2 separate regions of the Homo sapiens genome follow, and region 2 is linked to region 1. A link is a loop called in an ENCODE intact Hi-C map of the cell type or tissue named here. Cell type or tissue: endothelial cell of umbilical vein. All regions are shown on one strand. Each heading gives the region's core, and the rest is flanking DNA. Links, peaks and the distances in the headings are about the cores only.

Region 1 (8,344 bases), core at 43-8,042:
CTAATGTTGAAGGTGGGATCTGGTAGGAGGTGTTTGGATCATGGGGGTGGAACCCTCATGAATGGTTTCGGCTATCCTCTTGGTGATGAGTGAGCTTTCACTGAGTTCACACAAAATCTGGTCATTTACAAGTGTTTGGCAACTCCCCTCCCACTCTCTCTCACTCTCATTCACTCCTGCTTTTGTCATGTGACATGCCTGCTCCCCCGTCACCTTCCGCCGTGATTGTAAGCTTCTTGAGGCTTCTCAAGAAGCAGAGCTGGTGCCAGCACCAACCTTCCTGTACAGCCTGCAGAGCCATGAGCCAATTAAACCTTTTCTTTAGAAATTACTCAGTCTAATATATAGCAATGCAATAACAGCTTAATATGCTAGTCAAGGAAAAAAAACATAAATTCTTTTTATAAAGCCTGTATAATTTTAAAATCAACACCTTGTCAACTTCCCCCACAAAAATCTCATTAATATCAAAGCAAAAATCCTGAACAAAATACTACCAAGTGAAATCTAGTGATGCATTTTAAATATAATTACACCATGAGTAAGCAAGTATATTCCAAGAATGGAAGAAGTTTCATAATGGAATATCTTTCAATATAATTCACCATATTAATTAGTTAAAAGAGAAAGATGATGTAATTTCTCAATAAAAGCCTACTACATGGCATTTAATGAAATTTAATTCTCACTCCTGAATTAAAAAAAAACTGGAAGAAACATTTCATATAATAGATATTTGTGGGGTTCAGGATGCAGCTTTCTTTCTCCTTTCTTTTGTCAGTAGCAATCCAAATTTCCTTGAATCGTACCTATCCTCTTTCAGGCCACACACTTTGGTTAGGGCTGATACACTCAGTCCCACATGTAGGTGAGTAAGCCAAAAGCATAATGATATTTCCAACTTCTGACTACATGAGCTAATTCAGGCCCAGGATGATGTTCCAACTCTTCAGGCTATAGGATCTTTGGTTTTCCATAGGACTTGGACCTAGGAGGCTGTAGGCTGAGCAATATAGTTAGCCATGTTGCTCTTGCCTCAAACCTAAACTAGAACCATTAGAATGTAATTCTCACGAAGCCAGGTACTTTAGTTGTCTTGTTGGCAACCATATTTCTACACTAAAAGAGTAGTTCCTGGCACATAATAGGTACCTGATAAATATTTTCTGAATGAATGAATGATTGAAGCCACAGTTGAGGTACCTTAAGCTAAATTATGACAAACATCTGGATCTCATTGTCACTTGAGACCCTAAATCAAACTGAACCAATCTTATGATTTTTCAATTACAGGAGGCACATTCTATTTTTGCTCAGATCAATTTGGATGAGAGTTTTGGATATTTGCACCCAAAAAGGCCCTAACTGAAACATTGTCTTAACATGATGTTTTAAAGCATATGAAGTCTATTCTCCTTAATTTATTGAATACATTCAATGTAGTCCCAAACAAAATTCAAGCAGGTTTTAATTGGTTCAAGACTCAACAAAATGCCACTAAAATTTATTTAAAATTATAAATATGTGATTAATTTATTTTTATTTCCATAGGTTTTTTGGGGAACAAGTGGTATTTGGTTACATGAGTAAGTTCTTTAGTGGTGATTTGTGAGATTTTGGTGCACACATCAAGCGAGCAGCATACACTGAACCCAATTTGTAGTCTTTTGCCCCCCCAACCCTTTCCCCTGAATCCCCGAAGTTCATTGTATCATTCTTATGCTTTTGCATCCTCATAGCTTAGCTCTCACTTATGATTGAGAACATACGATGTTTGGTTTTCCATTCCTGAGTTACTTCACTTAGAATAATATTCTCCAGTTCCATCAAGGTTGCTGCAAATGCCATTAATTCATTCCTTTTCATGGCTGAGTAGTATTCCATCGTATATACATATACCACAGTTTCTTTATCTACTCATTGATTGATGGGCATTTGGGCTGGTTCCATATTTTTATAATGTGAATTATGCTGCTATTAACATGCATATATAAGTATCTTTTTAATATAATGACTTCTTTTCCTCTGGGTAGATACCCAGTAGTGGGATTGCTGGATCAAATGGTAGTTCTACATTTAGTTCTATAAGGAATCTCTACACAGTTTTCCATAGTGATTATACTAGTTTACTTTCCCACCAGCAGTGTAGAAGTGTTTCCTTTTCACTGCATCCACACCAACATCTAATATTTTTAGATTTTTTATTATGGCCATTCTTGTAGGAGTAAGGTGGCATTGCATTGTGGTTTTGATTTGCATTTCCCTGATCGTTAGTGATGTTGAGCATGTTTTTCATATGTTTGTTGGCCATTTGTATATCTTCTTTTGGGAATTGTCTATTAATGTCCTTAGCTCACTTTTTGGTAAAATTATTTGTTTTATCAAATTTTTTTTTAGTTCCTTGTAGACTGTAGATATTAGTCATTTGTCAGATGTATAATTATGTAAGAATAGTCAGGATCTTCCTGAAGAAAAAAAAAGACTACAGGAAGAATCTTATCTTTAGCTCCATCATATATAAAACATAATAAAAAGTGAAAGTAGCTAAAATATTATATTATTGACACCAGATAGACAGATTGTCTGTTAGAGTAGAGTCCCAAAATAGACCCGACTATACCAGTGAAAAGAAGAAGAGAATGGAGATACTGCTATATTTGTAATTTCTTTATACTTTGCTGAGTGCTGACTTACTCGTTACCACGAAGGTGGGAGCCATGGTTACACCTCTCTTCACTGTATACCCAGAAACCAACACAGTCCTTGGAAGGTAGGAAGATGTAAACATTTGTTGTCTGATTGAACAAATGTTAGGGAGTAGTTCATGTATTGCTTGAGGGCCACCCAGCTTAAGTAAACAGTGGTTGGTGATTCAAACAATAGTTTCTTAGGAGAAATACATATCATTTATTAAATCATAGAAAGTCCCATTCAAATCATGATAGAAAAAATTGATTATTCAATAAGCATACTATTTTGAAATATTAAAGATAGATTTACACTCTACTTCTCATGCTTAAATAAACTAATATTGTTTTATAATAGCAAAAACACTGGGAAGAACTTAATCTCTAACAATATGGCACTAATTAAGTTCTTAAAACATACTTAGGGAGATGTCGAAGACAAATTAATATACGTAAAAGCTAATAGCAGAATACTAAATATAGTATTCTTTCTTTAGTATAAAACCAATCTATCTTATATATAGTAATATACGAGCAAAAAAACTTCAAAAACGATATGCAATGCACAGCATGATCTAAAACTAGGTGAAGTCAACATGTGGTTGAGGAGATCTTATTTGAAATTTTAAATTTTTTCCCACCAAGCATTATAGCACTTTAATGTTTGAAATAAAGAATACAGTTGGAAAAAAAAATAAAAGGAAATGTTTAGGACCTAGCAGTTAGATAGCAATTGAATTCAAGCCAAGTGTACAGATAGGAGTGTCTGAAATGGCTTTCCCTCTTACGATGATGATATATTTGGAAAGGTCCGGTGGGGTGTTTCTAAGGAAACTTAGCAGTGAAGTCCAAAACCATCATCTCCATCAAAAAAAGGGAGTAGGTCTCTGCGTTATGGGAAGATAAAAAGGGGAAGTGAATTGAATATTACATTAATAACAAAAGTAAACATCTTTGTTTAAAACAACAACAGTCCTGCAGCTATTAAATCTCAGCAGACAGAACCAGACGAGAACAGGACTAACTGCTCAGATAAGACCCTGCCAAGAGTGAAAGTATCAGCAAAAGGAAATGTATGCTAGTCTAAAACTCAATTAATTTCATCAAGGGTATCACTGAAAACAAATTATCATGTCCGATAACACAAAACCCTCACAAGCCAAAGGACACAGATAACACTCAAGTTCAAAGGCTTATAGTTTACTTTGTTTTTAGTAAGCTACATTTTCTCTAAACATAACAGGAATAATTAAAGGATGTTTCCTGTGCTGTTTCTGATATTAATTAAAGCTGTCCAGTGGTACCGATATGAGAACAATAGTGATAGAGCCAGCCAGTTTCATGTGAACTGCTTGTTGCAAATCAACTGAGGAGTTTGCTTTTTGGTATTAGCTCAATCTCACTTGTTCATGTTTGGAGTTACAGCAATGCAAAGTGCGTCCTTTTTCTTGACAATTGCCTTTCTATCTTCTTGTAGTGAGATTAGGAAATGAGCCAAGTGAAAGCTTGGTATCTGCACAAGCACAGATGGACATTGCTCTGTAGGTGGTTGAACTCTTTCCACAGTAGCCATTGGCTGGTGCACATCTGATTACCATTGTTTGGTCGCTCAAATGGGATTGTTTTTACTTTTGCTTTTTGATTTGTTAAAGAAAAATACAGAGTTGAGGAAACAGCTCAGGAATGAAGGCTGTGGCTCTGTGTTCTCACTCCCAAATATGACTCACATCTCTAATGAGGCTTGGGGCCAGTCACTTAACTCCTATGGCTCAATGTCTTTCTCTATAAAAAAAGAAATGGTAGCACCAAATGATCTGCAGTGGTGTTTTTGAAATTATCTAATGAGTGTAAAGGAATCTGAGAAAAAAATAAGGCAAAAGGAAAGATATATATCTTTATCTATAAAAGGGAAATAAAGATTGCTACATGATAAATTGTTGTCAAGGAAGAAAAACATCTCTAAGGGAGAGCTTTAAAAATAGAACAAATTTTTATTTCTCTGGGGTGGTCCTAAAGGATCTGAAGACACATATTGGAACTAGATAGTCTTACCAGGTCTCTTCCAGTCCTATGACTTCATAATGCCAAATCCTGAAAGATTGTCTATGTTATACCTACGAAAATAGACTTATCATTCTAGTCATTAAAGAACAAAAATGTGCCACAGTTCTTCTGTGTTTTACAAATTGAGCAAAACTGCTGAACTATGAAAAAAGTTTTAAATCTCAACTCCTATAGCTCTTACAAACCTCAGGGAAAGTTCTAAAATCTTAACTTATAAAAATGAATTTTAGCAAAGAAAATGGATTACCATATTTCAATTAAAATTCTAAAGGACCCCAAAGGCCTTGAGAAGAAAAGATACAAAAACTGCCTTCAAAAACTGAAAGCAGTAACAACAACAAAAAAAGCCAATAAAAAAATCCCACAATAAAATAATTTAATGAACATATGGATTTTTGCAACTGTTGAAGTTTGCTGCCAATTTTGTAGTTAATATTTCTGAAAGTCAGAATATGCTGATCACTACGTGTTTATAAAAACATTCTCAATAGTAAAGACAAAATATTGCACTTTGGCACATTTACTGAGCACATGGGCAATTATATCAGACTCTTACTTCACTCAAAAAGGAGAGTAAAGTAAAGGAGGAAGCCTCTCTTGTAGTTTTATGTGATCTGTTTCAATACCTTAGGACTCTTGATGTAAGGGCTTTCTGTATGAACAGCTCACCAACATAGAAACAAATGACAATAGTCCTTTAAGTATTTAGTAATTGTAAAAATATTTGGGAAGATAAAAACGTGGGATTTTTTGTGATATTTTCCAATGACAGCTGGAAATATGATTTTTCTTTACTTCAGGAAACTAAAACCTCTGGGATTTTTCAAATGTTTATTTTGGACAAAGACTATGAAAACATTCAGTATTTACCCTAGTGCCATTTGAAGCTCGTGTTTTGGGTCTGAGACGTCGTTTGGGCCTGAGATGTGCTCAGATTTTCATTTCAGTTGATGTAGCTTTGACTTGGAGCAAAACGTTACCTGTCATAGACTCGCACTGTGGAGAAAAGCTCAAGGCATGAATTAGTATCTTTAAAAATGTGCTCTTTCAAGCTCATGATCCTTTGGGGAGATCTGAAAGTCAAGAATTTAAGACTTTTCCTAAATAAAGGGGTTCTGGTACATCTGGAAGATGCATTTTTTTTCTCTCTCTCTTCTCTAAGAGAGAAACTGGGAGTGGGTGTAGTGGCTCATGCCTGTAATCCCAGCAATTCAGGAGGCCAAGGTGGGTGGATCGCTTGAGCCCACGAGTTCAAGACCAGCCTGGACAACATGGCAAGACCCTGTCTCTACAAAACATACAAAAAATTAGCCAGGTGTGGTGGCACATGCCTGTGGTCCCAGCTACTCAGGAAGCTGAGGTGGGAGGATAGATTGAGCCCAGGAGGTTGAGGCTGCAGTGAACGTGATTGCACCACTGTACTCTGGCCTGGGTGACAAGAGTGAGACCCTGTCTCAAAAAAAAAATTAAATTAAATTAAAAAAAGGAGAGAGATAGGGAGAGGGAGAGAGAGAGAGAGAGAGAGAGAGAGAGAGACACTGAATGTGAAGGGGATACCAGGAGAGCTCTTCGGTTTCCATTCTCTATCTTCTCTAACCAGGATGAGTATTAGGAGACACGCAGCCTCTAATGATTATATAGAGTAAGATGGCGTTGATATAATAGATCTTCCTTCAGCTCTGCTCTCAAGAGCTACACCTATTCCTTTTTTTTCCTGGGGTGAGAGTGAGTGCTTTTCTTCACTCACTTTATGGCAAGTCTTGCAGAAGTAGCTCCTGTCTCCGGTTCCCCTACTTCACTCCCGTGTTTCTTCACCTGGTTAAAGTTATGGGTGCACAACCATTTCTGCGTTTTAAACCAACTTCCCACTCTCGATGCAGGTAATAATAAAGTGGGTTTGGGAAAGGCCAAGATTTAGGCACGAAAGCCAGCTAATGTGGACAAAGCAAAGTGAGGAGAGGGAAATATCTGTCAGGGAGGGAGCATTTCCTGAGCCTGAGGAGTGAGAACTTTCTACAAGAGGGTCTGGCCGGGTCTGTGTCTGCCCAGAAATCTTCTAATGGAGCTCAGAAAAAGGCTACTTTGCTTTGTGACAAGCAGAGTGTGCCCATTGTGGTTCTCTTTGCAGGAGACCTGGCCCAGCAGGCTGTCTGGCATAGCATGAGTTTCCCCGTCTCTAGAGCGTATAGGCAGCAGCCAGATACCAACCAGCTCAGATGTGGGAGAGATGGGCATTGTAGTTCTTCACTGTCATTTTAACCTGTCTTAATCTCCTCCTGAAATGATAAAGTAGCTGCAAACAACATCAAAACCTGGTAATATTAACATGATTTTTAGCCAAGGAGCCATGTCTTCAAAAGAAAATGTGTGTGGAAACTCAATATACAAAACAGCTAAAAGTCAAGCTATTCTAGGTTTGTGGTGGGATGGGGACCTGAGACCCCACTCAATTGCATCCCCTGCTGCCCTCCCTAAGAACCTGTCCTCAGAGAATCCTATGAAAATTATTGCTATAACCGAACACCTCTGCTTTTGAGTCCACACACACCTAGCATATCACATACTCACAGACAGATGCTTTTTCCCCATTGCGAGAAATGCAATGCCAGATTTCAATGTTCCTGTGACCTGCACAGAAAACAGTCCAGGGATTGTGCCCACTTTCTCACAAATTCTTGCTAAGTGCTTAGTATGTGCCAGGCACTGTTGTAGTTGCAGGGCTACAGTGATACGTCAGTAGCCATGATCCCTGTCCATATGGAAATGTACTGCACCGTGAAGCTTTAGTGAAATGATAAAGTAGCTGCAAAACACATCAGCATCCCCATTCCTGTTCTCCTTCTTCTTTGGCCTTTGTCTCCTCTAGGCCATTCCTTTCCAACTTTCCAACCTCTAGGTCATTATGGTATCGTTGGTTTCACTTGACCATTTGAATACTCCAGGTAAATTCTTGAACAATAAAGCTCACATTAGAGGGGGAGATTGAACATGTCTCAAGTCATCTGAAAAATTCTGGAAGTTTTAGTCCACTACAGTGGTGTGACATGGTTCACAAAAAACTCTAGGCTGCATGAACAGGAGCATCATTCCTGATCCAGTGAACTTTTAGTCTTGTTGTCTTCTCTCTTTTCAGATCACATCCAGGGGCCAAAACCAGTTCTGTGAGCCACTGGATGAAGACATTGACCAACTAGAAAGCATCTGCAGAGGTCAAGTAGGACCATGGGAGATCCAGATTCCATTTAAACAAGAATGCCTTAAAGAAGTGGGAATATTTAGCCTGAGTGAGAGAAAATGCTCTTACTCTGTGTGTGATCAGAGGAGGAGAAAGGAGGACAAAGTTACATCAATGTGATCAGCAACCATTTGATAGAGCTACTGTGCTCAAGAGGGGACAGTTTGATTTATACGTTTGACAAGGTGGAGCCAGGATCAATGAGTGAACATTAAAGGAAAGAATATTTGGGCTCAATATTTGGGCTCAATATTTTGGGCTCAATAATTTGGGCTCAATAAGGAGGACTTTCCCAATAATTACAACGTTCCAAACTTGAAATGGGGTGTCTCAAAAAGGAGTGAGTGCCCTGTTACTG
Region 2 (8,344 bases), core at 34-8,033, 170 kb after region 1:
ATATACCCAAAGGATTATAAATCATTCTGCTATAAAGACACATGCACACGTATGTTTATTGTGTCACTGTTCACAATAGCAAAGACTTGGAACCAACCCAAATGCCCATCAGTGATAGACTGGATAAAGAAAATGTGGCACATATACACCATGGAATACTATGCAGCCATAAAAAAGGATGAGTTCATGTCCTTTGCAGGGACATAGATGAAGCTGGAAACCATCATTCTCAGCAAATTAGCACAGGAACAGAAAACCAAACACCACATGTTCTCACTCATAAGTGGGAGTTGAACAATGAGAACACATGGACACAGGGTGGGGAACATCACACACTGGGGCCTGTTGTGGGGTGGGGGGCTAGGGGAGGGATAGCATTAGGATAAATACCTAATGTAGATGACGGGTTGATGGGTGCAGCAAACCACCATGGCACGTGTGTACCTATGTAACAAACCTGCCCATTCTGCACATGTATCCCAGAACTTAAAGTATAATTAAAAATAAATAAATAAATAAAAATTTTTATTTTTAAAACACTATTCTGAATGCTGTGGAGAATATATGGAGTTGGGTGTAAATGGAAGGCATGAGAAAGGATGTGGAAATGCTGGTTAGAAGGCTGTAATGGCAGTCCAGATGCTACTAACCCAGGTGTGGTTAAGAGTTAGCAAGAATTTTAAGTTTCCAAATCTACCCTTATCTTCTATTAAATGTATTTCCATTAAATGTGCTTACTTTATTAAAAAAAGAAAAAAGAAGAAGAAGAAAGAAAGAAAGAAAGAAAGAAAGAAAAAGAAAAGAAATCATCTTGTGCACGTGAGGCCAGACTCTCGCTCTCCACAGCAAACTGCAAGCCCAAAATCCTTTTTCTCCTAACTTCATTCAAAAAAATAAAAAAGAAATTTGGAGGAGACTGGGTCTGTGTCTGAGTGTAACTTACTCCTATTTAGGAATTGAGCAATGTTCTCTCTGAGCCTCCTCACCTCAGTTGTGTTTTTATTAAGTGTGTGCCTCCAGAGAAATACTAGATGTCTTTGCCTTTATTTTAGTGGTTTACATGATGCTGGGCTACGGGCAGGGAGGTGAACTCACTTGACCTCAGGCATCACGTGACTGATATTGCTTTGGTTCAATTGTTGTCTGGGAGGGATTAGGGATTGGGTGTGACATAACAATATTAATGAAAACAATGGCCATTTAGTTTATATAGATTCTTTCTTCCTGTGATTTCAAAGCAAATTTCAGGCTTAATACAAATGACATTGGAAAGGAACAAGTTGAAGACTTGGCAACGGTATCTTGCAAGAGAATTCATTCAGTAAGCACGCCCAAGCACCCACCACCCTCGGGATGTTGTGGTGCACGGAACAGTCACAGACCTGCCTTCTCAGGGCTCACCATTCTGTGTTCTTTCTGGTGACACTCACTTTTCCTACATTGGTTTTTTTTTTTCCCCAGTCAGGTATTATGAGTTTCGTACAACATCAGACTCAGCGATCTATATTCTTTAGTAGATCATTTCCAGTTTCCTCAACAGAGTTTGTCAGAGAAGCCTGGGTCTCAGCTCAACGAAGGCATGCTCTTGGAAAAAAAAAAAAAAAAATCAAATTAGTTCCAAAAAAAAAAAAAGTCTTTCGGGACCAGAGTCAGTCAATAATACTTAGTGGGGATGAGAGGGGCACATAGGGAAAGGGGTTACGTATTTACAAAGCCCTTTCTCTTATCAGGCACTCAGTTAAGGACTGGGAGAGTCAGTCTGTGTAACGCTGAAGCCCACCCCGAGTGGGACCTTCCGGAACCACCCTCTGCCTAGTGCGATTACCTCACTTCCCTAGGATGTCTGCTCATTTGCTGTTCCCAGCATCATTTCTATATGAGCACCTTCCAGCCAAGTCAATTAAAAAAAAAACAAAAAAACTCATTTCCCATCTTTGAATGAATCCTGAGAACCATCAAATGCTAATGTTAAACACAGTGGAGCTGCAAATGTTTTAAGGGGGCAGATTGGGAAGTGAGGAAGTAAGGGTTAGCCATTAAGAGTAGACTCAGAAGTTGGGGGGTCATGACGACTTTGAGATGTGGCTCATTTACACAAACCAAAACACGAATCTGCTAAACACATCTGGGAGGAAAATAAGACGTGAAAGGCAGAGGAGGGCACAGAGAACAATAAAGGAGGGCTCTGTGGGTATTTTGCCCTTTCTGTTAGTTGAAAAGGGCACAAGTATGTAAAAATATATAACTCAAAGACCCCAAGAATTTGTTACCTTTAAGTTCAAGTGACCCTTCAACAGATTTTGCTGAGATTCTCTAAGGATTTATGCCTGTGCTCCACGAGGAACAAAAATGTTAATCCTGCTATATGAACCAGCGAAATATTTGTTCGGCATTTTCCTCCGTAACTGACTTGTAGACACCCCACCTCCCCATCCCAAGCCCCATTGTTTTTGCTTCTTTAGGCTTCTGCAGCCAAATATCTAGAGTCCCATCTCAAAACTCAGAGAGGAGTCCCCTCTCTAGTCTATATGTGGTCAGATCAACTATTTGGGAAAAAGTAATCACTTTTCAGAAATTCTCCACGTTTTAACCTATTATATTTAGAAAAGAGGCAATAAGAAAATTTCCAACAGCTCATGAGATCCAAACATTTTTCTTTCTTCACTGTTAAAGATTTATTTCAACCTGTTTTACGCAAAGATGAGTATTAAGAATCACAAAAACCTATCACTTCCTTAAATACCAAAAATTATTTTTCAATCCCCAACCTCCACTATGACATAATCTATATAAAAGGAAGGCAAGCCAAAGACATTCCAGAGGAAAAGTTAGCTCTGCACTTTTAATTATCTTCTGGTATTTCCTTTTTTTTTTCCCTTAAAAGGCTTAAATAAACTCACCAGTGTTTAATTTTTCTAGTGTTTCTCAAAATTATTGCTACAGCTTATTAAAATTGGGTAACATAATTTCTGTTCCCAGTTCTTCTCTGTGTCATCCAAATCCAACAAGAAATAAATAGTGTTGCTCTGAACAGAATTTTTTACAATGGATTGAATTTCATCTAAAAGCATGTAATTCTGCATAGCCAGAAGCAGTTTCTAATCTTTATATATAGGAACTTACAAGGGAAAGAATTCAAAGCCATGGGATTAAGTGAAAAATGTGAATGAAGAACCACAAGCCCCTGCTCAGCTGACACCAGAAAAGCTCTGTAATGTTTTCTGAGTTAATCATTGCTACGGGTGGGAAAAATTGTGGAATATGCCTAATAGGTCTTGTAGGTCATTATTTACTGAAATGCTACATTGGGTGGTTATTTCTTTTTAAATACTAATAACCTAGAAAGCCTGGCCTCATTCAGCAAGAGGGTCAGCACAGAGGCATCTGATTAGTGTCAAAAATGACTGCCTCTCTTTAGTAAAGGAATTTCCTAAAGGAAACATAATTCACAATGACAAATGTTGGCATTTTTAGAATTACAAACATTACCTACAACTTGAATTCAGGTTATGAACCCACTGGACAAAGTTCAGTGATTGTTTAGTAGCTAGCAGATGAGTTCCAGTTTAAAAAAAATGAGCACGTACGTAAAACTATAAATAAAGATAACAAAAGTCTCTAATACTCAAAATGAAAAGCAGTTTTGAGTTGTTTCCCAGTGTATATCTGAACTGACTCTTTCGGCTGTACTTTCTCAAACTTAATGAAAACTGGTAGTAGAAGGAGGGAAATGTCTGACACTGGCGAATAAAATTTTCCCATTCTAATTACTCATTTATTAAGCATATGAATTCAATTTCTTAGCTGCTTTTAGTTTGAGGGACATAAAAGTGTTGGTGTCCATTTCAAGATGATAAACTCGCCACTAATATGGTCACATGGCTGGGACCGGCTTGCTGCTCAACATTTTCTTCTTAAACAAAGACATACACAATAAGAAAATTACTTTAAAAACCATTACTTATATGTTTATAATTAACTTATTAGTAGACGTTACTGAAGAAAGAAACCCTTTGAAGTTCTCCTCAAGCATCTTTAGAGTCATCTGAGTGTCAACACACTCTATTTATGACACTCGTAATTTTAGAGGTACATTGTACACATGTAACATGCACAGGGTGTCTGCTGGCTTAAATACGTTCCTCTGGTAGATGATTATTTTACACATTGTCTGATATTGTAGATACAATGAACTATGTGGTTCAGAAAATTGTATGCATCTTTTTTTCTTAATGTAAGAAAAATTTAAAATAGAACATATGAAATATTAATTGCAAACACAACACTTATAACTCCTATTTTATTATATATTGTGCATTTCTAATTGATATTTCAGCTAAAAAGCACCTTTGTGTGATATACTTTGTGCTCAGTATATTAATCAATTTTTATTTACTGTACAACTTCAAAACTATCTTAATATAATTTTTTTAACCAGAAAGGAATTTGAAATCTGAAAGATGGTTCTAAATATTTTATGTCTGCAACAATACAAAAGGGGAAGTTTTAATTCTTAAAACTCAAGAAACTATTGTAACTGAAATGAGAAACAGATAGATACTGTACATCAAACTTGTTCTCACAGGTGTGCTTTCTTAATGTTAAAATACCCGTGTGAATTTTTAGTTTCCCATAATGTAATGGGAGACAATAAATTCTGAAGTTACCCCATTTGCCTTTAGCCCTAACCACAGAAGAAGTAACCTCTTGTCTATTTAGATTTTCTGAGTATACCCACGTCCTTCTGTGTGTCATAGCAAAGCAAAGGTTTGTGTTGCGAGCCAGAGCTTATTGCAAGATCAAAGCTCTGGGCCACTCACAATAAAATAAGAGGGTAAAGCCCAAAGAATCAAAGAAACAAAGGAAACGTTTAGGAGATAAGGATCAGTCTCAGATATATGACATTTCATCCAGATCAGATCCTGTGCAGAAGTTCAATTCAAAGTTCATAAGACAAAAATACAAAGCAATAAGTTTGAAGACTTGGTTGATTCCCTTTATCTGCATGTCACTGATTCTGATTTTATTTCCATTTTTTAGAATCGGAGAATGCCATTTGCTGAATAATGGAACTCATCTCATGTTTTAAAATCCTATGTGCATATAAGGTTGTGTGCGGATACAAGGTTATTTTTTTCATTGAAGTACCTCCAACCTAAAGCTCAGAAACAGGTGTGATATAGCACTCCTATAAAAGGTAAAAAAAAAAGAGTTTAACTAAAATTCCATTCTCTGATTATTTTGCTCTATTGGGTTAATACTAATGGAAGTCTTTACAAAATGTTAAATACAATTTTTTAAGATAAATACAAAAATGACATATGCTTATGTCAAAATGACAAGTACTTAAATTTCAAATTTTCACAGGAAATAAAATATAGATAAATATGCTTTGGGAAGGTATTTCAAATACTGTATTATGTCAACTGATTTAATGGCTTACTGAATGAGTCACTTGAACACAGTTCTAAAGCATGTTAATTCTGTTCTAGAAGTTCAAAATATGTTTTTAGAATGTATAATTTTGATTATTTTACTGTATACCCAAATATTAAAATATTCTGAGCTGCATGTGAACAATAAAAAGTCATTTCACAAAATTTGGAAAAATCTTTCCAAGTCATTGTTTTTCAAGATTCTATATAGCTTTATGAAACAGAGTACTTCAATTATTTTTCATCTTACACAATTAAATCAACTTGAGGCCAGGTGTAGTGGCTCACATCTGTAATCCCAGCACTTTGGGCAATGTAGGAGGATCATTTGAAACTAGGAGTTGGAGAACAGCCTGGGCAACATAGCAAGACCCCATCTCTACAGATTTTTTTTTCATTAGTCAGGCGTGGCAGCACATGCCTGTAGTCCTAGCTACTCCAGAGGCTGAGGAAGGAGTATCGTTTAAACCGAGGAGTTCAAGACTGCAATGAGCTATGATTGTAGCATTGTACTCTAGCGTGAGCAACAGAATGAGACCCAGTCACTAAAATATTAATAATAATAATAAATACATAAATTTGAAAAGCTTAAAAGGTACATTTTATATTATTTTAAATGTATTTAAATAGCGTTAAATTTCATAGTTAAGTTTATGATTTAACAATCTTAGGTCGATTATAGAATAACATTTATAATCATTCAAATACAATTTTCTAATGGAATTTACATTGTCTCACAATTACAGCTGTGTAAATTGTTTTAATGTCTGGTATTAGTACAGGATTTCCATACCCAACAATGCAAAAAAAAAATCAAAGAATTCTGGTCTAAAATCAGTGCATACTGGACCCAAAGCATAGGCATAAAATTATTGTCCAGCTTAGAATATTTTGATCTGGGGCCTTAGATATTCCAATAAGTATTTTACAAATATCTCTTTGGTAACTCTGATATTTTATTAGTTTCAAAGAGGAAACTTTTACATAAAAAGCTAGTGTTGTCTGAATTGCCTATACAATCAAGGTATTGATCACAGCTATTGTTTATTGAATCACCGATTGTTGACAACCTGGCATGTACTGTGGTAAGGCTTTTGCACTGGTAAGCTCTAGTTGTAGGACAAACCTGAAGAGTGATCATGTTGCACCTAGTCTATAGATGAGATAAACTAAGTCCCAGAGAGATTTGATGATTCCTGGAATTACATGCTGGGCTTTGGCAGAGCTCCAGTTTTTTTCTATTCAAAAGTAGGGTTTCCTTCTCCATAATGTCACTACTCATGAAGAGTCTAAGAGTTTATGTCACTCTATGAACATAAACAATATAGGAGTTTCTGCTTTAGATACTCTGTTTCTTCTTAGATTAATGGTATTTTTTTTTCAAAAAAAAGAGTTATAGTAGAGACTAGCAGTAAAGATACAGACTCATGTCAAATTTATGTCTAAAACATTTATTGTAACTATTTGGAAGGCTATTTTATATGTAATTAGAAGGTTAACCAAACTCTCAGGAAGTCCATTACTGTATTAAGATAACCTCTTACAAACTCTCACCAAGTAAAACATGCACATACAGAAAGTTGCCAATAAAAAAAAACACACAAAAACCAAGTAGAGCTCAAACACTTCATTTGATTAAAAGTTTTCTTAACTAACTGGAATGTTTCCTTAGATTTTCTCTTTGGAATCTAAAGCTATATTATGAAATTGCTTTTCAATTCCCCATACGGTGATTATTTAATCATGCCTTTACCAGCTGTGAACATAGCTTCTCTCTGATAACAGTTTATTTTTAAAGGAAATTGTCTTTGAAGAAAATATTTTGATACTATGCAGCAAAATAAGAGTTCATTGGAAGAAAAAAAAAACAAAGATCACAAAAAGAATGACTTCTAGTTGGTCTGTGGGGGAAAAGGAGGAATAGCAGCTACATAAAGATAAAACAAAACCAGCCACTCACATGGGAGGAAACAATTGGCTTGTTCCACATAAACAAAACTGACTGGCAGCTCCTTTTTGCCATGTTCCACTGGGTGCCTTGATGTCTTTTAAACACAGTCAAATATCCAGACTCTGTGTCCTCTTTTTCTTTCACGACTCCCTCTCGGACCTCAATCCTGTCTTAAGTATGCCATATTGTGCCAGTGAACCTCAGATCTTACATATTTGAAAAGCTTCACTTTTAGGGATATAAATAGAGAAACCTCAACTTTGTCAGGAAACTGGCAGAAATCAGGTATAGGGGGACTCCCCAAGGCAGCAAAGGAACGGAAAAGTGGAGAGACAAAAATAAAGGAATTACTCTTCTTCTGTTCCCGTGTGCACACTCACTAGAACCATGGAATGGGGAAAAGTGGAAAGAAAAAGGCATTGACCAAGAAGAGGATGGGACCCCCATGTCGGGGAGTACAGAGGAAAGGAGACTTCTGCCAAGGTTGTAAGGCATTTTGGACTAGATCATTCTCTGCTCTAGGGGCTGTCCTACGCATTGTAACGTGTTTAGCAGCATTGCTGTCCCCTACCCCTCAGGTGTCATTATCACCTCGATCCTCAACCCTCATCCCACTCCACCCCCTCACTGTGACAAACAAAATTGTCTCTAGACATTGCCAAATGTGCCCTGGTGGGACCAAATCACCCCACTGAGAACCACTGCTACCAGTATGGAGAGGTGCAGAGCCAATCAGAAGTCAGTATCATCTCTTCAGCATCATTTCTTTGGTGTCCTGTCCCCAGCCCAAGAGACTGTCTCATTCTCATTCAACATTTATTAAGCATCTACTTTATTTCAGGTTCTGGGCTGGGTGCTGGGAATTCTGAGTTGATAAAGAAAGACCGTATCCTTGCCTTCAGAGAAGCTACAATTTAGGAGAGACAGAAGAGTGAGAAATGCAACAGATAATCTTGCA

Evidence for each region. A loop is a pair of places that touch in the nucleus more often than their neighbours do. Peaks named below come from ENCODE experiments on the same cell type or tissue, not always from the same donor. Only the 100,000 strongest peaks of a DNase experiment are listed, where the experiment ranks them.
Region 2: it touches region 1 in a loop (6-fold over the local background); 4 of 110 quality-filtered maps call a loop at or near these places.

What each region holds. Positions count from the first base shown.
Region 1 is chr14:53,711,228-53,719,571 of GRCh38, forward strand. The region is part of intron 5 of LINC02331 (long intergenic non-protein coding RNA 2331); the gene reads right to left. LOC105370504 (a long non-coding RNA gene) reads left to right here. Exons shown (of 4, transcript XR_943876.3): 4 at 7,885-8,344. Among named protein-coding and RNA genes, the nearest start is that of LINC02331, 140 kb to the right of the region's middle. In endothelial cell of umbilical vein, for the core only: no CTCF peak of the experiment used is centred there; DNase peaks (open chromatin) are centred at 3,624, 4,284 and 5,484; H3K27ac peaks cover 1,673 bases.
Region 2 is chr14:53,878,141-53,886,484 of GRCh38, forward strand. It overlaps LOC107984676 (a long non-coding RNA gene), which reads right to left. Exons shown (of 4, transcript XR_001750978.2): 3 at 1,431-1,584. Among named protein-coding and RNA genes, the nearest start is that of LINC02331, 31 kb to the left of the region's middle. In endothelial cell of umbilical vein, for the core only: no CTCF peak of the experiment used is centred there; DNase peaks (open chromatin) are centred at 1,811, 2,821, 3,391, 7,311 and 2 weaker places; H3K27ac peaks cover 4,724 bases.